Linked DNA regions of Homo sapiens: region 2 is linked to region 1. Evidence: chromatin loops called from intact Hi-C (ENCODE). Cell type or tissue: CD14-positive monocyte. All regions are shown on one strand. Each heading gives the region's core, and the rest is flanking DNA. Links, peaks and the distances in the headings are about the cores only. Region 1 overlaps WWOX (WW domain containing oxidoreductase). Region 2 overlaps WWOX (WW domain containing oxidoreductase).

Region 1 (11,386 bases), core at 2,061-10,060:
GGGCTTATATTGTTTAGTGGAGCAAAACAGATGTGAAACATTTGTGTCTTAAAGTGTTTTGGTCAAGAGAAACTAAATTGGTTAGAAAGTGTGCAATTTTGCAAGCTTTATAAAAGTATAAACCAATGAGTCTGGACTCTGTTCCCTAAAGGGGATGAGGAATGAAAATGAAGGTTTGCAAAGACATCTTGCCAGACCCTTACATATTTTAATTTAAGGTGGTATTACTGTCCTCATTTTCAAGCTGAAGAACCAAGCTCTGAGAGAGTTAATGATTTTCTCCAGATCATTCACATTCATTTCTGTTACACAGCTGGGATTATAATCCATGCCTGTCTGACTCTGAAACCTATTTTCCCATCTTTTTTTTTTTTTTTAGGGATAAATTTCTCCCAAACTATATGCAGATCCTGCTAGAGACTGCCCATCCCTCTATCCATTTCTCAGTTTGAAAAGAAATCCTGGAATTCAGAATGATGAATATTCATTTTAACATCATCTTAAAATGTCCTTATAGATGTATATTACAGCTGTAGTCTGCCAGGCCAAGAATTCGATTGGCATTTCCAGAGTACTGTTGATTGTATTTTAGAATCTTCCAAACCTCCGTAATTGTCTTGTTGATTTCAAACACCCTGAGAACATTTCCTAAATGCTCATAGCGTCCAATAGCATGGGAAAGTAAATGGTTTATGAGGAGAATTTGGGATGTGCAAAATAAGCCTTTGAAGAGAGTGCATTATCTGAAGCCTGACATTGTAACAGCTTCTTAATTACGCTTTCTTTCATGTGGCATTTTTATGGGATCCAGTACGCCCAGGCTCAAATGATAGACATTTCAACTCCTACATCCAAGTGTAGGGAGTCCCAACTTTTTGAATCCATCCGTGTGGCAAATGTAGCTGGACCCTTGGGATGAAGACCCTTCCTGCATCCTCCCAAGGAGACAAGTTCTGGGCCATAACTCTAGAGCAACCCCAACCCCCAGGCCATGGACCAAGTGTCAACAATGTTGACATTGTGAATCCCTGATCTGGAGGAACATAGCTTTGGGGCAGTGCCAGGATTTAATATGGGTTCTTTGGACTTCAGAGCCCCTTGTGCTAAATTGAAACATTATGGTGTTGCTTTGAGCAAACAATTAGCATTTTTGCCATAGCTTTTTACTTCTCCATGTTGAAATTATCAAAGATTATCGTCGAAGGCGTGGTTTCTTTACTATCTGTCTTCTCCAGGAGACTGTCATCTCTGTGAGTGCAGGAATCCGGCTGGTGGTGTTTTTACTCTAACACCTCTTTCAGTACATACATACAGTAGGTGCTTAGTAGATGTTTACTGAATGAATGGATAAACATGTACAAAATTATGATCCCTTGTGTTAAATATGGTAGGGAAGCAACATAATGTGCCCTGGAGTTTCACAGAAGAAGGGGCTTTCTTCCAGCTTGGGGATGGAGGTGAGCTGTCATTCTGGATGATGTGATGGGGAAAGAGGATGTGAGCTGAGGCTTGGAACCAAGCAGAGCTTGGGCTTTGGGGTGCTGGGAGGACAGAATGCTGGAAACAGAGGTAAGAAGGGTAAGCACCTAGTCAACATGAGTGATTTAGCTTTGGGAGCTGATCAAGTGATATGATTTGGCTCTGTGTCCCAACTCAAATGTCATCTCGAATTGTAATCCCCACGTGTCAAAGGAGGGACCAGGTGGAGGTAATTTGATCATGGGGGTGGTTTTCCCCATGCTGTTCTCATGCTAGTGAGTGAGTTGTCATGAGATCTGATGGCTTTGTAAGTGTTTGGTAGTTCGTTCTGTGTTCATTCTCCCTCCTGCCGCCTTGTGAAGAAGGTTCTTGCTTCCCCTTCGTCTTCTGCCATGGTGGTAAGTTTCCTGAGGCCTCCCCAGTCATGTGAAACGGTGAGTCAATTAAACCTCTTTCCTTTATAAACTACCCAGTCTCAGGTATTTCTGTGTAGCAGTGTAAGAACAGACTAATACAGCAAGGGAGCAGTGATGGAGCACAGGCTGGAAAACTGAGTTGAGGGGTCAGTGGTGGACCCTGAAGGTTAGACTAAGAAATTTAGACTCCAGCCTACATAAATTTAGACTCCATGCAGAATGACTGGATGTCCTATAGGACATGCAAAGCCACAGGGAATTTTGGAACAGGAAATTGTGCTCAAAGCTGAATTTTGAGGAGGTAAATACAGCCTCTGTGTGTAAGACAGAGAAAAGGAGAGAGTGGGAAGTAATTTATGTATCACAGTTGCCTAGAGAAGACAGAAAATAGGTGCCTGGCTTATGTGGCCACTGCTTTTTTTTTAAACTTATTTCTTTAATTTTATTTTTTTTTAAATTAGGATTAAAAAATGTACATATACACATAAAATATTTATTTTTGAATAGGTAATACTTTTATATGGTTCAAAAATCAAAAGTAGAAGATAAAAACAAGGTGTATATGTATATATATTTATATACCTATGTGCATATATAAAATCCTTGTATACATATACACACACACACCTATGTTTTTCTTTATGTGTGTTAAAATCTCCCTCTACCCCTTTCCTTTAGCACCTAATTCCTCTTCTGAACCGATGTTATTTCCTGGTGCATCCTTCTAGACATTATTATGCATTTACAAGGCAATATGTTTGTATATTCTTCTGCCCTCCCCTTCACTTTGCTATACACACCTTGCTCTTTTTGCTTGACAATATATCTTAGAGATGGTTCTAAATCAGCATATAAATTATTTCTTCATTTTTTAACAACTGCTGAGTATTACACTGTGTGGATGTTTCATAATTCATTGAACCAATTCCCTATTGATAGACATTTGGGTTGTTCCCAGCCTTTTGCTATTGCAAATTGTGCCGCAACGTGTAACCTTGCACCGACATCGCTTCCCACGTGCATGCATGTATTTGCAGGATTGAGTCTTAGAAATAGCAGCATCGGCTGAGAGAGTATGCACTCCGGTCGTTTTCATAGATATTGCCAAATTGCCCTCTACGGAGGTTGTTCTGATTTACATTCCCACTAAGCAACATACGACAGTTAGGGTGGCATTTCCTGACTCCATGCTTTGTAGCTGGGTGGAGGGGTGGACTGAGAGTACATGTGGATGGGAAGGTGCAAGTGAATGCTCTCAAAATGTGCTTTAAGGAGAAATATTTTGTTGGGACACAGAAGTTAGACTGCAAGAAGGAGAAGATTGGATTCAGGGCAGGAAATCAGTACAACTTGCAGTAGTCCACATGACAGTTACGCAAAGGCCTGGTCTGATAGAGGAACAAGAGAGAGAGAAAGTGCATGGCAAAGACCCATCATTGATGAGTGACTGGATGTGAGGAATGGAGCAGGGGAGATGCTGATGATTTGGTTACCCCCTTCTCCATCCCCCACCACCCACTGATGTTATTATCCAGTAAGGACCAGGAGAGAAGAAGAGATTTAAGAAGAAGACAATGGCTGTGGTTTGATGAAGATAAAACGCCCTGCCAGAATCATTTGAGCAAAAGCTTAATGTTGTTTGTGGCAATGTCACTTACTCCTGATCCCATTGGAGAAATCTTTCCTATCACTTCCAATCCACGTGTGTTCAGACAAACACTAATTTTGTTAGTACAACGTCCCCTAATAGCTAAGAGTTAAAAAAAAAATAGGTCTTAGAAGTGTGAAAAACAAAAAACAAAAAACAAAAAAAAAAACACTAAACCCCAAATTTGTCCTTTTAACACTTTCAGCAACCCTGTAAAGTCATTATCATCCCCCTGTTACAGGTAAGAAAATTAAGGCTCAGAGAGGTTAAATAACTTGGCCAAGGTCACACAGCTATTAAGGAATGGTACCATGTCTTGGACCCAGGTTAACTTTAAATCCTGAGCTTTATAACGGTTTGATTTCAGTAGCAAATGCAGTGGCACAGAAGGGTCTGGGCATTTATTTCCAAAGAATGATTTCACTCAACTGAGGAATTCTAATGTTTTAACAGCATCCTACTTATTTCTAAAGTGTTGGGGTGAATTTGCCAAGGTTTGAAAAGTGCATTTGTAAGCCAGTAGGATTCAATCTGAAGTCAGGGATAACAGAGCCGGGGGCGGAGGCTAGGTCTCCTTACATATTTTGTTCACAATGGGACTAGAACACTCTGCAGAGTATGAAGGTTGTGATTCAGTTGCCCAAGCAGTAAGGCCTGACTGGTGTCACGATCCCACAACCCGCACAAAGGTGCCATTGTTGCCCAGTGTGAAGGGAGCTGAGGCATCACCAAAGGGGGCCAAGCGTCCCTTCTCTGGGTTAGAAATGTTGTTTTCCATTTGCTGGTAAACAACAGTCCAAGTTCATTGTCCTGACACAGAACTCTGTTTCTTCTTTTATGCTGAGAGTTTGCAAGTATGGATCTTGATAGGAATGCTTGCAAACAACGGTAGTTATAAAATGTTGCCTCCTGTATCTCAGTAGGCACTGTTCAAGCATTTGAACTTCATCAAGTATCAAGACAAGTCTAAGAGAAGGTGGGGAGAGACCATCAGGGCCTAGGATTGGAAAACCTCCAACGCAAAATAGAGATGTAGTTTTAGCGTGCTGCCCAATATTAAAAGATTGTATAAATGAGGGGGGCACACTTCCTGATATGTTCGTTATGCACATAGTCACACACCTCTCAGTGCCTTAAAATTTGTTATGATGCAGTCTATCTCGTATGGAACGATCTTGATGTATCTATCAAACACGGGAGAAAAACCACTTAAAATGTGTAAAAAGTTTATTAATAAAGGAGTACATGATTGTGTTTTAAAAGCTACATACATTAGGTTTAAGCTGCAGAAAATGGCGGTTTATTCCGAAAGACTGCTGTATTTATGCTTAAATAATTAGGATTACCTCTACCTGGTATATTTGCAGGGACAAGCAAAGCATACACTGAAAATAAATTCTCAAATGAAATTCATTTCACATTAGTTGCATCCCAACATTCCTTTATGGACTGCATTCCATGCCTGGCACTGTGCCTATGATTTATTAAAATCTAAAGCCATTAATAAATAAATTATTCAATCCATGCATTGAATTATCTAGCTCATTCAAAGACAGTCACAGTCCATCCCTCAAAGAGCTCATGGACCAGTCGAAGGAGGGTGACAGCCTGGGTCAAATTGGTGCTGAGCACACAGGCAGGGGTCAGGCTCCCTGGAGTGAAGTGTAAGCGTCGCTGTTCACTGGCTGAGTCATCTTTGGTAGGTCCCTTTACCACTTTGCCACTTTAAGTCTCCGTTTCCTCATCTGTAAAATAGAGGTAATAAAAACAGCTAATATTTACAGAGAGCTTACTCCTTGTTAGCAGTTTTCATTAATTAATGGGTGTATTTATTGGAATAACCGTGTAAGGTTGCCATTTTTATTTCCATCTGTGTGTTACAGATGAGATGTGTAATAGAAAGGGAATTTGCCCAAGCTCACAGTCACAGGCTGGTGGAGTTGGGATTTCAAACCCAGAGTGTCTGATTCCTGAACCTGTGCTCTTGTCTCTTCCTTCAGTACCACATACAACAGAGGGGACAAAATAATTTCTATATAAAGTGCTTAGCATAGTGCCTGCCACTTAGACCTCAAAATATATTGTTTTCATTGGATAATTAAATATAAAATAACATACAGCATGATGATTAATACAACTAATAAATAGTGCATTAGTATTATAGGCACAAAAGACAGTATGAAGTACAGCACAGATCATGAGGAGGGTAGGGTCAGTTCTACGTAAAAACAGGGTTAGTAAAGGCCTCAGAGAGAAGATGTCCTTTGAGCTGAGTCTTGAGACTCCAGAGATCAGGACTCAAGGACTGTGGAACCTGTACATTCACATCCTGGTAATCTTACATTGCTCAGAAGACTCCAGGGACATTGAGGTTGCCCCCATGGAGTTGAAACTCCTATGCTGATCACTTAGGAAGCCAAGAACAAATTAACCCAGGGCAACAAGAAACAATGACTAATTAGACCCTAATGAAGTGCTGCGGTACTGGCGTCCTTCCAGATTTGACTTGTAATCGCCACAATGTATTACAGATGCAGAGTCTTCATCTTGTTGGGCTGTGATCAAGTACATATGCTCCCCAGCAGTTCTTTGAGATTTCCATGTTCTCCGCACAGTGCGGAGCTACTGCGGGTGTGTGAGCCAAGGGGGCCCTGTGACCCTTGAAATAGAAAAGGGGGAAATGGCTGCATGCCAACCGAAGAGACCACTGCATTGTTGGCCATAAGTGAAACTAGTGAGATGTGTGGGATATCATAAAAAGAACATTGACATAATCCTTTTTTGGATGAAGTTATATCACAACCAGAACACACAATGACCAGCAGGCTTCTCTTTTTTTGTTTGATTTCACTCCTGAAAAGTGGGCTTTCTGTGAGAGTTGGACAGACTCCATGCTGCCCCTGCCTCCCGGGCCTTCCTTCCCAAGCAGGGATGAGCTCTCCTCTGCATGTAACAAGCAAGGTGATTCAGCAAGAAGACTGCTGGTCTCTCCCTTCCTCCAGGGCCATTTGTGAGAGTGAGACACAAAATATTAGAAGCAAAAGAAGAAGCTGTACTCCCAAGAGGCATGGATCCTTGAGTGAGTTATGTGCTTGGAAAAAATTAGTTTGCACATGAGGACACAAAGAGAGCCTGAAAAGCAGGAGGCTTTGAGGTCTTTTTTTCCCTCCTGATTCGGAGGGAAAAAAAATGTTGTTTGTGTTCATTTATGGAAATTAGATCTATCACATACTCTTATGCAATTTATGAAATGTTAAGCAATACCCCTGAATGTCCTAGTCCCAGGAAAGTTGAGAGTTGAGTGCAAGACGGGGACACCCAGGAGCCAGTAAATCAACTCTTGAATGATGGTGTATTAAGTGATAACCTTGTCATAGTTAAAGTCACACTGGAAGGATATATATTGAGGCTTTATCTCTGCCATGGTGTCAGCATCAGTGAATTAACACAGGGTGTCTTAACTTTTCAAAAACAGGACATGGGTGATCAAGCAGCAGTATATCTCTTTACTCCTTGTATTAGTCCATTTTCACACTGCTTGATAAAAACATACCCTAGCCTGGGAAGAAAAATCGGTTTAATGGACTTACAGTTCCATATTGCTGGGGAAGCCTTACAATCATGGTGGAAGGCAAGGAGGAGCAAGTCACGTCTTACACGGATGGCAGCAGGCAAAGAGAGTGAGCTTGTTCAGGGAAACCCCTGTTTTTAAAACCATCAGATCTCACGAGACTTATTCACTATCATGAGAATAGTACAGGAAAGACCCACCCCCATGATTCAGTTGTCTCCCTCCAGGTCCCTTCCATAACACATGGGAATTATGGGAGATACAAGATGAGATTTGGGTGGGGACACAGAGTCAAACCGTATCACTCTCCCACCCAACACTTGCAGAAACACACACACACACACACACACACACACACACACACACACCCCTTCCTACGTCCTACATCCCTGTACTTGGAAAGCAATCATATTTAAATCATTGCTGCTGGAACTTTAGTTGACTTTATAAGTTACATTTTACATAAAAAGGCAGCAGTGGTGAAGCTGGAAGAGGGCACCTAGGCTTTGATTTCAGGCAAGATTTTGTTAGGTCCCAGTATTGGGACTTCCGGTTGGTGGATTTTGCTCAAGAATAGTTTTCTCTTTGTCTAACGCTTCATGAGAGACAACCTAAATAAAGCCACAGCCAGTGTTACAGAAATAGTGTTTCGTGATTAAAATAATGGTACTTATTTGGGAGAGTTACTTGCCACGTTTCAGATGATTGGGAGGTAGTCTTTTCAGGAATATTCTGAGTTTGTTTCTTGATCTCGATAGCAGCAACCTTTCCATTTGCTCTCTGTCTGGTTTCTCTGTGTCTCTCTTTTTCCCTCAAACATCGCTTTTCTTTTTTTAAAACAAGAATAAATCCCTTAGGACCTTGCTAAGTTATTACTTATATTGTCGCTTAAAAAAAACTTTGGAAAGAGGCTCTGGCATACTTTAAAAAAGTTAAGCACACTCAAGCCTCTTTAATTCTAAATTCAGTTTTGAATATGCTTGTACTGATGTCAATGACTTTTCAAAAGAGAGTGTCCCAATTATTTAGGTGGCCAAGAGAAACAGCTTTAATTCTTTATCACATAAATATGCTTCAAACCACGATTTAAACCAGATGGATGGAGCACTGGATTAGTGGTGGGGCTTCTTGGCTGATCTGAGTTTCGCCTCCTCGATCTTGCCTGGGTCTGTTCTGTCACTTGGATCTTACCAGTCCTGGCAGGCACACAGCTCTGTGAGATTTTCCTTCTGGCTTTGCATGAAGCTTTTGAAAAGAAAACACATACATGCAAGTGACCTTTCTAGGGTTGTTTCTAGTTTCTTCGTCTTACATAAAGCCCCTGCTAATTTAGCATGGTGTGTGCCCGAGTTTATTTTCTTTTTAACAACTTTATTTATGTAATTAAGCGAGTGAAGTCATACATTTTATTGATCTAATGAAACGCATTTCATGGTTCCTCCTGCCCTTCATCTTCTGACCTTCCCCTTCAGATCACAGCCCTTTACTTTCGTCAATGAGACGCCACTTAACAATTTTCCACCTTGCCAAATTTGAGGTCCCCCTCAACATTAACGGGGAACCCAATATCAGTTCCTTAAATGGGAGCAAAGATTGATGTCAATATAAACTATGACACACATTCATATTGCAGAAAGGGTAAGAAATCCTTACACAGAACGAGTACGGTCTCTAACAGTAAAGTACAGAACAGGTGGTTCTCATTTTAGTATATTTAAACTTCAGGTCCTTAAATGTTCTTTTCTTTTTCCTTCATTCTGTTTCTTTATTATTTTAATGGAGTGCAAGGTGCAGTCTTTTTGAAGATGTAGAATGTGGCCTTATAAAAGCTAAGTGCTACTTTATATTTCTGCTGTCCTTGCCGGTGGCCTGCACTGGGGAGTTGTATATTGTATCAGTAATTTTAAAAGCCAGCAAGTGTTCTACCAGCTGAAGAAGTTTTCCTAATGGTGGCTGGTCAAACGTATTACTTAACTAGGCGTATAGAATTGAGGGGAAATGCAGGATGTAATGAAATGACATTGGTCAATCCTCAGTAAATGTTTTTTTCAAAGGCTTGGCACAAAAAATGTGCAAAATCTTGGAGGTAGATTTTTTTGGGGGCATTTGTCAGGGAAGAGATTAATATAATACTCAGTGAATTCAGGCAAGTCCTCAAGAAGAAAAATTTAAGGAGCAAATATGTGAGCCAGGATCTCATGCTGGACTATCTAAGCAAGCATGTAGGAAGAGTTTGTTTCTTCCTGCTATGGCCATAGAGGTTTGGTTGTCACTATGAAGAATGGGCCTGTGTTTTTTTTTAAAAATATGCTGATCTGGGTGAGGTCACATTTTGCTATTCTCAGTGGAGGGAATAATTGGGATTATCTTATGATTTTTTTTTCTCTTTAATTTTCTTACAAAGGAAAAAGAAAGAATCCAATTTGTTATAAATAACTGCTGAGGGCAGTACATGTTGCAGGTAGTCACTATCTGGGACTGGTGGCACAGGCAGTAAAGGATTCACCAAGACAGTTGTAGGTAAAGAAAGGTGGATTTATTGGAGAAGATAAGAAAGTACACTGTAAGGTTGCAACAGGCAGCCCAGCATGGAAGGGGCTGTCTGCAAAGAGGCAGGGGCTGGAGGGACTGAAGTTATACAGGGTCCTGTTGGAGGGAGCTATGTGCAGAATGAGGTCGAGGTCATTGTGCCTGCGGATTGTTTGTTGTTCTTCCCTACCCGGGGCCCACTCCTACCTGGGGCCTCTTCCTCATTGCTGCTTACTTATTAGAACTCCACAGTAGATTTTTTATAAATGCAGACACATACAGACACCCACACCCACACATACAGACACACACAGAAACATATACACATTTAGGTCGCGATTTCTTCACAAGGACATTCTTATAGACATGTCATGAAGGGACTTGGGGCTCAGAGAAATGAAGTAACTCAGCTAAGTCTGTACAGTACTTAGCCAGGGGATTTAGAAATCCACCCAGGGATGGCTCCAGTTGCCTGTTTCTTTTCATTTGACACGGGATGGCCTAATGGGTCCCCACCAGGGGTGGCTTGGAAAGGAGAAAGCAACTGCATTCCCACTGGAAGGTGTTCTGTAGCAAAGTGGAGTGAATGCCACCAATAATGAGTTCCAAACAGGGTATGTGTTTGCAGACAGGAGCTACATACATTTGAAAATTAGGATGATTTGAAATTGAAATGAGGGCTTATGCTGTTCATTGGATTAATTTTTCTCTCTTATAAATAAAAAATATATACAAATAATACATAAACATTGTTTTTCACTGTGGCTTGAATTTTCTAACAATTTTTTTCTTCTTCTCAGGAAATGTTTTCTTCTTATACCTCCAAAATAACCACTGTTGACAGTGTATTGTTAACCTTGCTAGAAAAAAATATTTATTTTTGATCCATACACGTAAATATGCATACTCATAAATATGCATTCATATTTTGTGTATGAGTACACTTGTTAATTTACATGTATGTCTTGATTTATATACATTGTTCTATACCTTTCCTTTTCCCATAATTTTATGGATTACATTTATTTTCATTTCTGTATATTTAGTTAATTCTTTTAAAAGGCTGCCTGTTATCCCATTGTCTGTCTTCACCATCATTTACTTATGTAATAAATCTGTTAAATAATTTTAATATAAATCTATTCATCTATCCATCTATTAAAAGAGATTTAAGTTATTTCTAATCTTTGCATATTATAAGTTGCATTTCAGCTTATACCTTGACTTTCTTTGACATATACATCAATAGGTAGAGTATATTCCTAGAAATTCAATTGTGGACCAATGAGATGTACTTCAAATTTTTAACAGATATTTCAGTATTGACCTCCCAAAATGTATTCACACACCCACCAAATCTAAGTGTCTGTGTAACACACAGATGCTGATTTGGAGTATTACCATTTTAAAAAAATAATATAGCTATCAGTCGTGTAAAAAAAATCCTCACCATTATTTCTTAATTTTACATTGTAATTGTGAGTGATGTTGGGTAGATTTTTGTACTTTTATTGACCATTCACATTTCTTCTTTTCTGAACTGCCTTTCCATATTCTCGGTCCAGCTTTCTATAAGATTGCTCTCATTTACTGGTGAGAGCTCTGTGTAAATTAAGGAAACCATCACCACCTTCGAATGGCTGACTATTGTAAATATTTTAATGTTTGTCGTTTGTTTGCAACCTTGTAATTTTTTCCTGTGCAGCAATTTTAACTTTCTATATTCAAATATACTCTGAATGC
Region 2 (11,386 bases), core at 2,093-10,092, 55 kb after region 1:
AGCTTCTGGCTGGTTCCTTGAGTGACCATGTGGAGCAGAGCTTCCCTTCCATTGTATTTGAGCCACTGGAAATCTATTACCTGATCTTTCTTTACCAGATCCTTCTTTAGTTGGGTATGGCCAGGCTCAGTGAATCCAGTAGATGTTTGAATGGGAAAGGACTGAAAGATCTCAACCTTGAATCCCTTAACTCCTTGGGATGTGTAATGGAGATGTATAAGCTGTTTTTAAACATTTCAGCAGCTGTCATGGAACTTAACCAAATGAGTCTAAGTACCCTATGAACACATTTGATTTAGGTTGGAATTACAGCATAGATGTGAAGTGACTTGTCCAAGGACACACAGGTGATGAAGTTTACATACAAGACTTAAGTCCATGTTACTGGATTCCTAGACCAGGTTTTTTTTTTCCCCTTATCCCATAGAAGATGGTTGTTGTCTTGAGGTTTCCACTGAGTTGCTTTTTGAGAGATTCTATTGTGCACTTTTGCCCAGTTCAACAAGAAAGAATCTTTGCTATGTTAGAAGAGACTCTGGGGAATCCAGAGTCTTGGTCACGGGTACATCAAAACGACGCTGGTGCCTAACTTCTAGTTCCAGACAAAGAAGGAGAGAGAGAGAGATCAGTAATTTATAGGCTGACATTTTCCTTGGGTCCTTATAATACTTGTTTATTACAGATAATTTGCTTAAGTGTGCACAAGGTGGAAGGTCACGCAAGGAAGCTTTTTATTAGTTGTGTACTGAATGGATCAATAGTGATTTGAATACTATAAATCTATCCGTTAACAGGTTTATTTCTTCATCAGATATTAATTCCAGAGGGTTTCACCCATTATAAAATGGACATAAAGCCTGGGGTGGTGATGGTGCTGCCTCTGTAACCAGGCTCAGCTGTGTGTCTTCGTGAGCCTCCTTGTGGACCCTCAAATGTGGGAAGGAGATAGGGGCAGGAGGAATTGGGGAAATAGGAACCTTAGAAACCCTGAAGAAGTGGAAAGAGAAAAGGAAGGTCAGTCATTCATTCAATTGCTTAATTTGCTTCTTTCTTTTTCTCTTCTTCTTTCTCTCTCTTCTCTCTCTCTTTCTCCCTCCCTCCCTCCATTTCTTCATTCCTTTCTTGTCTCCCTGTCTATCTGTCTGTGTATATCTATTCATCTATCCATCCATCCATCCATTCATCAATCCATTTATCCACTCTGAATAGAAACCTAATATAGATATACAAAATGAAAAACTAGGAAAATGCAAGAAACCTTGACAAAATTGCTACTGTTTCTAATTCCAATACTTAATAATAACCACTGCTACATACAAGGACATTTGTGTCTGGTCTTTTTCCCTATTCCAGGCACATGCATTTTAATACAGTTGAGATCATATTGTATGTCTGATTTTTTAGCGTATTAGATTTTTTACATTATTAAGTTAATACATGCTCATTTAAATAAGTCAAACAATATGAATATATAAGAAGAAAACGCTCGTAATTTATGCTCTACCTCTTCCCTTTGCTAAGTGGCAATTTTGGACCTTCTGTGACCGTGCAAACATGCAGATTATACATGCACTATAGGAGTGGAATGTATGTGACTTAATAGCGTAATATTTTGTCCATTATTTTAAAACTTGCTTTATTTGGTCAAGACATACGGAACACGTATAGATCAAACAAAAATTTTTAAAAATGCTTGCATACTGCTCTGTGCTGTGGAGTAGCCCTAATTAAATCAATCATTCCTCTGTTTATGGGCATTCCATTTCTTTTCAATTTTGATATTATTGTTGTTTTAGCCCTTATGAATACTACAGCAATATATGTTATTATATACTGCTGGTTTTAATTTTGTAGGACAGATGGGATTTCTGAGTCAAAGGTCAGGTGACATAATTTTGTATCCTGTGGTTTTACTTAACACTATGCAGAACGATTTCCTCGTATTGTTGAAAACTCTTGGTAGGGGTTTTTTTTTTAATTGGCTGGAAGCACTTCATCATATAGTTGTACCAAAGTTTGCTTAACATCCCCCTTATTACTCAGCCTTTGGGTGGTATCCAGTTCTTTGCTTTGATAAATAATGCTGAGATGAACATCTTTCTGCATGGCTCTTTTTCCTTCTTTTGACATACTTGGAGTTCTAGAAGTGGAATTACTGGGTCGGAGGTCACAAATGGAGAGGTCTTTTAAATCTCAGCCTGCAAACAATCCCACTGCAGGTTTAGGCTGCATGTTTCATCCATTTGCAGCTGTAGCATTTTACAAACCACAGCATAAACCCTAGGAATAATTCTGTTCCCCACTGGGATAGAGCATTGTTATTAATATAATTTTACAAACATCATTCGTTTGAAAGCTTTATCCAGCCTCACCACAGCTCATTAGTGAACCTTCTGACAATCCCGGGGCAGTTTGTGGATTCTGCAGCAGACAGGTTATCGTGTGCTGAAGGGTACCGCAGGGGAACCTTCCAACATCCCCACCCTACCCAAAGGATGATTCCTGCTCACACCAGCCAGCTGGAGACATTAGAGCATTACTTCTCGGTGGCAAGGGAGGGACTCTTGTTCTTTCTGGTGGTTCGTTTTCATCTTCAGGTCATGCCCTGTGTCACCTGACTCAGGCACCATTAGCATCTGGGGCTGTACACGTCTTTGTACTGCACACTGTAGGGTATCCAGGATTCCTGGCCCTGCCCCATGATATACCAGCGCCATGTTGTCATCAAAACGACCGGAAATGCCTTTTGTGTCTCCCTACTTCCCTTTTTAACATGTCAGCCCTTGGTCTCGATATTCACATCTATATTTTTCCTTATCCCGTTAATATATGTTATCTAAATATGTGCCATCTTTGTTTATGGGCTTTTGGTGTAAGAACTCTCTGAGAATGCAGTGATTCTTCACTGGGATTGGAAGGGATCAGAAGGAGGGAAAGTAATTAGCGGGGCCTGTTATAATGGGGTTGGTGGGGTTATTTGTGCTTTTAAAGTAGAATATCAGGGTGTTTAAAAGCCAAGATTCTGGAGTCAGAAGGCCTGGGTTCAAATCCTGACCCCTCCTCTTGCAAGCTTGTGACACCGGGCAAGTTATTAACCTCTTTATGCCTTTATTTTACTATAAATATGGGATAATTATAGTTTTTACTGCATAGTTTTGTTATGAGGAGTAAATGAGTCACTATTTCTGAGACACTTCGTGCCTGGCACAGAACGAGCACTGTGTGTGTGTTACAGAAATATATGTGGGTGGGTGTGTTTCTGTTTTCCGTAATTCCAGCTAGGCAAAGACATATTTAACAAAAGCCTTCTGGGCTGATGAGCATCCTCAGAAAGTAGGCTGAGGGAGCTCTTTTAAGGCAGCAGGACTAAGAAGGTAAAGACATGTACTAGGCGGGTCAGCATAGTGGTGGCCCTCGTCTGACACACATATTTCAGGAGGGGTCACCCCTGCCGTCTTCCATGTTGGGGTGCTCTTCTCTGGCAACCCACTATGGGTACTCCACTGCTGGCCTTCATGCAGGTGGAACCACACCGGGAAGACCCAAGCCGAGGGGAGAAGGCGTGAGCAGAGCAGGTGGCAGGCACCATGAGGCAGGGCTAGCCTTGCCCACTGTCTGTGGCTGACCAGCTAGACTCTTTTCCTTTTCTTGCAAACCTAATGTAGGTACAAGGTCAAGGCTCCCTGTGAGGCTTGCATAGCACCTTCAACCTTCTAGTCTTTGTCCTCCCAGAAGGAAAAAAATGAGAGGAGGGAGGGACACAAGAAAAGAAGATGCATTTTGTCAGCCACCGTGCTATGAAATGCTAGCGCAGATGACGTTCAGAACTGCCCTGTGAGCAGACATAAAAGCTTAGGCTCAAAGAGATTAAATGTCTTATTTCTGCTTTTGGAAGATACACATTTTATTTTTTTCTGTGTCTCTGAATTGGCATCCAACCATAATCATTGTGCTAATTTACTGTATTCTTACTCTCCCTCTCCAGTGCTGTGAGTAAATCAGTGTGTTCCTTATACTTAATAACATACTAAGTGGCAATAATAATTATTATAACAAATGTATCAAATAACTATGTGTGAACTCTGCATGTTTCAGCCCATTTAATACCCATTACCTACGGAGGTGGTTTCTACTATTGCACCCACTCTACAGATGAGAAAATGGAGGCACAAAAAGTTAAATCATCTGCCCTAGGTCCCAGAGCTGGAATTTGAACCAAAGGTTCTGTGCCTCCCAAATTTGTATTCTTATCTCTGCATCACACTAACACTGTCACTCAGTCCTTTTCTCACTGCTCTGGTCTCTATACTTAGAGCTTCGAGACCTGCCACTCAGATGACTCCAGAAGAAAACACGCTTTGGTGTCGTGCTTGCCTTTGCCCTTGTCACTTTCTCAACTCTCCTCACCTCTGTGACTGCATCTTTATAACTCTCCTTTATTAGTGCTTTTGCTGGAGGAGGCAAGCATGAACATTGTCAAAAGGACTCAAAATGGGGAAAAGTGGCAGCAATTGCCAGCACAATCACTGAAAAATCTTCTGAATGGATTGTAAATTAAACCCTCCCCCAAATGCTCAGAACTGTTGAATTGACTAATTCAAATTCATTGAGTCAGATGCAGTTAGTGTAACAGTCTATAGTAACAGTGTAGACTATTAGTTTGTAGAGTCCACACAGAAGAGTCCAATTTTCTTTGCACAAAGAGCCTACCATTCATTTATTCAACAAATGCTTTTGAACACCCATCACTGTGACAGACAGTGGCAATGCATGTAGGAACAAAGTGTGTCCATGGGGGCAGAGACCTGGAATAATCAGTCACCATGTAAGGAAATTCACCAGACCACCAATTTCCACGCCTTGTATGTTTCTGTTGTCTTTGCTGCAGACTGACCAAAAGCACAAGACAAACTCTTGTCCACTTGGATTTTAGCATCTTTCCCTGACCCTGCCTCTGACTCTGGTGTTGTGCACCCACTCTGCAACTCTCCAAGCTCCAGCCCTGTAGTGCCAGCCTGTACCTGCCTCTCCTGAGGGTCAATATGGCATCCAGCCTTGGTGAAGTCTCCCACCCCGTGGTGATTCATATCTGACCCTGAGAATTTTCCACCTTTCCCAGAAGAGTGGGAGTCTAGGAAGACAAATAGCCAAGATAGGAGTTTGAAGAGGAGGCACCAATGGCAATTTGGGTTGTTAATTCCTCCAGCTAATTTAGTTCTGATTTCCCCATGCTCTTGGCAGTGAGACAGTTGGCTCCAGAGGAAGGTGATAAAAAGGAATCAGTCAAGGAACAATCAAGAACGTGTTACTTTTTTGGATAATCATTGGCTGTAGGGATTCTCCTTTACATTTTAAAGAGGGATGAGGTTGAGTCTGTCCCTAGCACTGACAATGAAACATTTATGCTGTTTATAAAAATCAGGAAACACACAAATAATTTGATTAACGCTCACCTTCTGGTCCTTTTGTGATTTGAGAGGTCTTGAGATAAGAAAAACTGTGGATGAATTTTACTGAACTATTGAATTGAGAATGGCTGAGGGGGAGAGGCCCCTTCCCTCTGTGAAATATAGGGAAAAGTTGTTTTTCTTTTCTCCTAGTTTCAGAATACTTGGACTTACAGTCCCAAATAGCATCATTTCCTGGTGAAGCCCCCTGAACCAGACAGGAAACTGCCTCTCTTCAATAAGAGCAGAGGCAGTCTCAATAAAAAACAAAATTTCAACCCATCCTCCGCTTTGGTGGCAGGCAGTTCATCTTCTCACCTCTACTTATTTACAGTTTGAGGGGAAAAAAGAGGTAATACTTGAAAGTGTATTTGACCATATTTTCTAACTGGGAGACAATTTTTTTCTTTAACAATTACTTTTGGACATATTACTTGTTAGTTAAAGGAGATGTGACACCTCCTGCCCCCTGGCCAGCCAAGATCCATTTGTCATCCAGGTAGCCTCAGAACGGATTGAGAGCTCGCCGCACAGATCTCATGTCAAAGACAGGCGCGTCTGTCTTTCACGGCTTGGGTTGTCAGGATGCAGGGAGGGCCTTTTGTCAAACACCTGCCGATGAGCGTTTGGCAGAGCCTGTGCTAAGACATCATAGATTTCCTTCTGTGTTGTCTTGAGAGCAGAGAAGGTGGCAGGTTAAAGGGAATCAGGAAAGAAATGAGAGTGAGGATAAACGAGAGGGTGTGGTTCTCAGGGTAGAATGCATCGGACACTGCCTAGTGTGAGAAGGGACTCATCTGTTTTCTAGGAAGTACTATAAAAAAGATAAATTTAGTGCTCAGATATCTGAGGCCTGATATTAGGAAAAATACGGTAAGGCATACATTTAGAACAGATGCCATGTCTGTGTGTGTGTGTGTGTGCATGCGTGTGTGTGTGTGTGTATTATTAATATGTCTGCTGGCCTTGAGAAGGTACATTCAGAGAATTTTCTGAAGTCTTTTTCACATGGCCTGTATTGTCAAAAAATGATGTTGGGTGTTTTCTGCCTGTGGCTGTGGGCCTCTGTGTTCACACAGATGGTCATATGTTCCTAAAGGATACATCCAGGACTGTGCTGACTTATTTGGGGTGGCTGAGAAGAGACATGAGCCAGATGATAACAGGAATAATTCAGTGTGTGCTTCCCATGGCTGCTGTAACAAACTGCACAGCCTAGAGGGCTTCAAACAACAGGAATATTATCTCACAGTCCTAGAAGCCAGACGTCTGAGACCACAGTGTGGACAGGGCCATGCTCCTTCTCTAGAGAACTCTCCTTGCTCCTCTCGCTTCCGGTGGTTCAGTGGCAACGCTTGGTGTTTCCTGGCTTGCAGCTGCAACTATCTGACCTCTGCGTCTGTCCTCCCACGGCCTTCTCCCTGTGTGTTTCTGGATCTCTTCTCCTTTGTTATCAGGACACTGGTCACATTGGATTAAGGGCCTACCCTATTCCAGTCTGACTGCATCTTAACTGTTTAACTCTGTATTCCAATCTAATTACATGTCTATTTCCAAGTAACGTCACATTCTGAGGCAATGGCGGTTGGGACTTGAACATATATTCTTCGGGACATGATTCAACCTATAACAAGTAATACTAGTAATCATCTCACTCCTGTAAACAGTACAGTTGCCATACCTCAAGTATCTAGTATACTTGGGACATTAGTCTGGGAATTTTTCTCCAATCCTCACGCTAGCATTTCTAGTAATGAGGAAACTGGGGGTCAGGGAAGCTTAGTCCACATTTCTCACCTTTTCTCCTTTTCTCCCATCCCCCAGCCAGTTTTTCAACATATTGGTTTTTCACCACATGCTCACTGCAGTGAATGTTCACTCCCAAGCCCAAAAGTAGACATGTGGAGTGACAGGTGTCACTATATCATAATATGAAGAATTTCAAAAGCCAGAAGTGCTTGAGAAAATATAAATTGTGCAGTAAAAGAAAACACCCTAAATGTGCAGAGCAGGAAGTAGAATGACTCTTTGGGTATTGTGTTTGTTAGGGGGGTCATTAGAAAATCATAGACACTGAGCCGAACCCCCTGGGTTCAAATCCCAGCTCCACCACTTACGAATTGAATGACTTTGAGAAAGTTACTTAAATGCTGCGTACTTCATTTTCCTCCCCTGTAAAACGGGTTAATATCAGCACTTATCACATAGTTTTTGAGAAAGCTAAACGTGCTTATCTATAGTGGTTATTATTACTAGAAAGAATATCGTGGTGCCCCCAAACATGGATTTAACAAGCATTGATCAAATACCTCCTATGCCCCTACGAACCAGGTACTAGAAATCCACTCCTTTCACTTGCTTTTGTTCTGTTGTGTTTTTGAGACAGAGTATCGCTCTGTCACCCAGGCTGGAGTGCAGCGGCGTGATCTCTGCTGACTGCATTCTCCATTTCCCAGGTTCAAGCGATTCTCCTGCCTCAGCCTCCCAAGTAGCTGGGACTACAGGCCCCTCCACACCGCACACCGCCACCACGCCCAGCTGATTTTTAGTGGAGACAGGGTTTCACCATGTTGGCCAGGCTGGTCTTGAACTCCTGACCTCAAGTGATCGGCCTGCCTCAGCCTCCCACAGTGATGGGATTACAGGCATGCGCCACCATGCCTGGCTAATTTTTGTATTTTTAGTAGAGATGGGGTTTCACTATGTTGGCCAGGCTGGTCTCGAACTCCTGGGCTCAAGCAATGCACTGGCCTTGGCCTCCCACATTGCTGGGATTACAGGCGTGAGCCACCATGCCTGGCCCCCTTTCACTTGTATTTTTTGAGAAGAGAAAGAAAGAATTATGAATGAATTCTTCTGAGCTGTGAGTCCTTCCTGTGCACCAGGCATGGATGGCAAGGCACGATTGATAATGTTCCCTCTTATCTCGAAATGTCCACTCTCTCTCCCATGCACGGGGAGTCAAGCTGTGCTCTTCAAACACAAATTCCTTCTCCCACTTCCTGGGTAGTTATGCTCTTTTCTTCCCTGAGGTTGCTAATTGTGGGCAGTACAGTGTAGAGTCACTTTGATTTTTCTCATCTCCTTCCTGGAATGTGCCACAGAAGAAAACCCACGAAGTCTTGAGCTAAACGAAGCAGAGATGGGAGAAGGGACAAGGTGGGAGGCGGTAGTGGTGCTGCATGGGATAAAAATGGAAACACACACTTTTGCCCTCTGTACCCAAAAGGAAATGTCGGTGGAGGCAGGCGTTCAAGCTGGCCTCGTGTTTGTGGTTTTAGACACAGCTTTGAGTCGTGACCGGTGTGGCCAAGACCTATTTCCCTTGCAAATGCTCTCTCTCTTTTTTCGGTAACTGTGTTACTAAAGTTCTCTTAGATACTTTACATTTCCTTTCACGGATTTCCAAAATTTCTTTCTTTGAGAATGTCAGGACCAGTAGGAGGTTCAGCACGCATTGCCAGAGAAATCACAGATGACTAATTGGAATGCCTCAGAATCATTCTCCTTTTGTTTCACCTAATTTCCACACTTACGAAGTCAAACTCTCAGTTAAATGTTTATCTAGCAATTCATTTCTTCTGAGCCATCTGTTGCTAGGCAGGATCTGCAGACCTCTTGGTTGCATGTGCTGGGTTGGGTCCTCCAAGTCTCTTAGCACAAAGTCCTGATGTTTAAATCCTGCAAGCGAATTGCCACCTTTATTTCCAAGTTCTCCTCGAAATCCACATTCTTCCCTACAGACAACGGTGGGGTTCAGTGTTTGCTTTTCCTGGGGCTGCTCGGTTCTCTCACCTTGCATTTCTGTGGCGCCAAGGTAAGCTGAAGGCATTAGTATTCACACTTGTGTGTGAGCAGCTGAGCTAACATGCACCAGAGGGAAAATATTACTTCTCATAAATGCTCAATAATTATAGTCTTTATTGCATGCAAATCTATATTGTGACACATAGTGGAAAGCTTTTGGATTCTGTGTGGAAGAGTTGACAGAGATTTGCAGGTGAAAAAGAAAAGAAAAAAAATACAGATACGTGTATATATAGAGAAAGACAAAAACTTGTCTGCTAGAAACCTAGGGAGAGAGATGGTATTGCCCCTGGGACATTGGACTTTCTGTTTCCAGCATGGTCTGTCGTCTTCCATAATGGCATTTAATTTTGGAAAAATTGCCTGAGCATTTGGAACAGGCATCTATTAGGAAAGCCTATTTCTTTTTTTTTTCTTTTTGTTTTTTCTGAGACAGGATCTCACTTTGTCACCCAGGCTGGAGTACAGTGTCACCATTGTGGCTCACTGCAGCCTCGACTTCCCAGGCTTAGGTGATCCTCCTGTCTCAGCCTCCCGAGTAGCTGGGACTACAGGCATGCACCACCACTCCCAGCTTTGTGTGTGTGTGTGTGTGTGTGTGTGTGTGTGTGTGTGTGTGTGTGTGTGTGTGTTTTGTAGAGACAGGGTCTCACTGTGTTGGCCAGGCCGGTCTCAAACTCCTAGCTTCAAGCGATCCTCCTACCTTGGCCTCTCAAAGTGCTAGGATTACCTGCATGAGCCACTGTGCCCAGCCTAGGAAAGCATATTTTTGAGGAATAATTATTTCTAGTAATTTCTGTTCTAATCTAAGGGGTTTGAGGTTATCTTTTGACAATAGATGTTAGCTAGGAGAGATAAGAAATGGAGCAAGGGAGGGGTTTCATCCCGCCGTGTTCATTTGCTTGGCTGTCCTGAAATTGCGAATACACAGTTGTTACCTGCTCCCGGTGGGAGGGGGGGGATATTTATTTGGCATCTTGCAATTGATAGGAGCTGAGTGATTTTAGTAGGTAGTTTAACTCCTTAAAAACTTCCAGTGGTTTCATATTCTACCTAGTTTTAGGTGACAGCTGGTATGGGGTGGGGAAGGGGGGGGGGATAAAGATATTAATTTGGAAGCATTTGATTGCTCCATTATTTTATCATCTTCCCATGGAAATGTTTTCATAACGCCTTGTTTTTTAATTATTATTATTATTTTTTGAGACAGAGTCTCACTGAGTCGCCCAGGGCGGCGGTGTGATCTCGGCTCACTGCAACCTCAGTCTCCCAGGTTAAAGCAATTCTTCTGCCTCAGCCTCCCGAGTAGCTGGGATTTTAGGTGTGCAACACCACGCCTGGCTAACTTTTGTATTTTTAGTAAAGACAGGGTTTCACCGTGTTGGCCAGGCTGGTCTCGAACTCCTGACCTCAAGTGATCTGCCTGCCTCAGCCTCTCACAGTGCTGGGATTACAGGCGTGAGCCACCGTGCCCGGCCTCATATCCTTTTTTATGGAAAAAAAAAATCGGGAATTAGCGTGTAGCTATTAGGCGTAGATTCCTGCCTAAGGTCTGGATATGAATTCCAAAGACCACTGGACTTTGGAATATTCGTAGGTCTCTGAAAATTCAGACCCACAGAGGCCTTACCCCGCTACAGAGAGGCCCCAAGAGAGAGGCCTCACACCCTCTGGCTCCACTGAAATTCACTTCACGTTTCCAACTTGGATTAAACTGGCACGACAGTTCAGTCAAATGTCAAGTCCATTTTGTCAAGGGAGGGAACTCATTCAGAAGATGAACTAGTTGGTGTTACTTAGATGATTAACTACTTGGCATTAGGTAGAAGAGGGCTCTGCCAACTACAGTTCATGGACCAAATCCTGCCTGCTGTTTGTTTTTGTAAATAAAGTTTTATTGGAACACAGCCAGGTGCATTTGTTTACCTATTGTCTATGGCTGCTTTTGCACTACAGTAGCAAAGTTGAGTACTTATAAATGTAGAGCCTGCAAAGTCTAAAATATTTACTATCTGCCCTTTTGCAGGTAAATTTGAGGACTCTTGAGTTAGACAGCTAATTAGTTGGTGTTACCTAAATTTTGTGAATTGTGGCTAAATCTCTCATTTGTCTACACATTCAAATAAAATCAT

Evidence for each region. A loop is a pair of places that touch in the nucleus more often than their neighbours do. Peaks named below come from ENCODE experiments on the same cell type or tissue, not always from the same donor. Only the 100,000 strongest peaks of a DNase experiment are listed, where the experiment ranks them.
Region 2: a loop joins it to region 1, with 1.8 times the contacts of the local background. A loop is called at or near these places in 4 of 110 quality-filtered maps.

What each region holds. Positions count from the first base shown.
Region 1 is chr16:79,124,686-79,136,071 of GRCh38, forward strand. All of the region lies in intron 8 of WWOX (WW domain containing oxidoreductase), which reads left to right. Among named protein-coding and RNA genes, the nearest start is that of MAF, 470 kb to the right of the region's middle. In CD14-positive monocyte, for the core only: no CTCF peak of the experiment used is centred there; DNase peaks (open chromatin) are centred at 3,276 and 5,226; H3K4me3 peaks cover 1,065 bases; H3K27ac peaks cover 1,054 bases.
Region 2 is chr16:79,179,593-79,190,978 of GRCh38, forward strand. All of the region lies in intron 8 of WWOX (WW domain containing oxidoreductase), which reads left to right. Among named protein-coding and RNA genes, the nearest start is that of MAF, 420 kb to the right of the region's middle. In CD14-positive monocyte, for the core only: no CTCF peak of the experiment used is centred there; no DNase peak of the experiment used is centred there.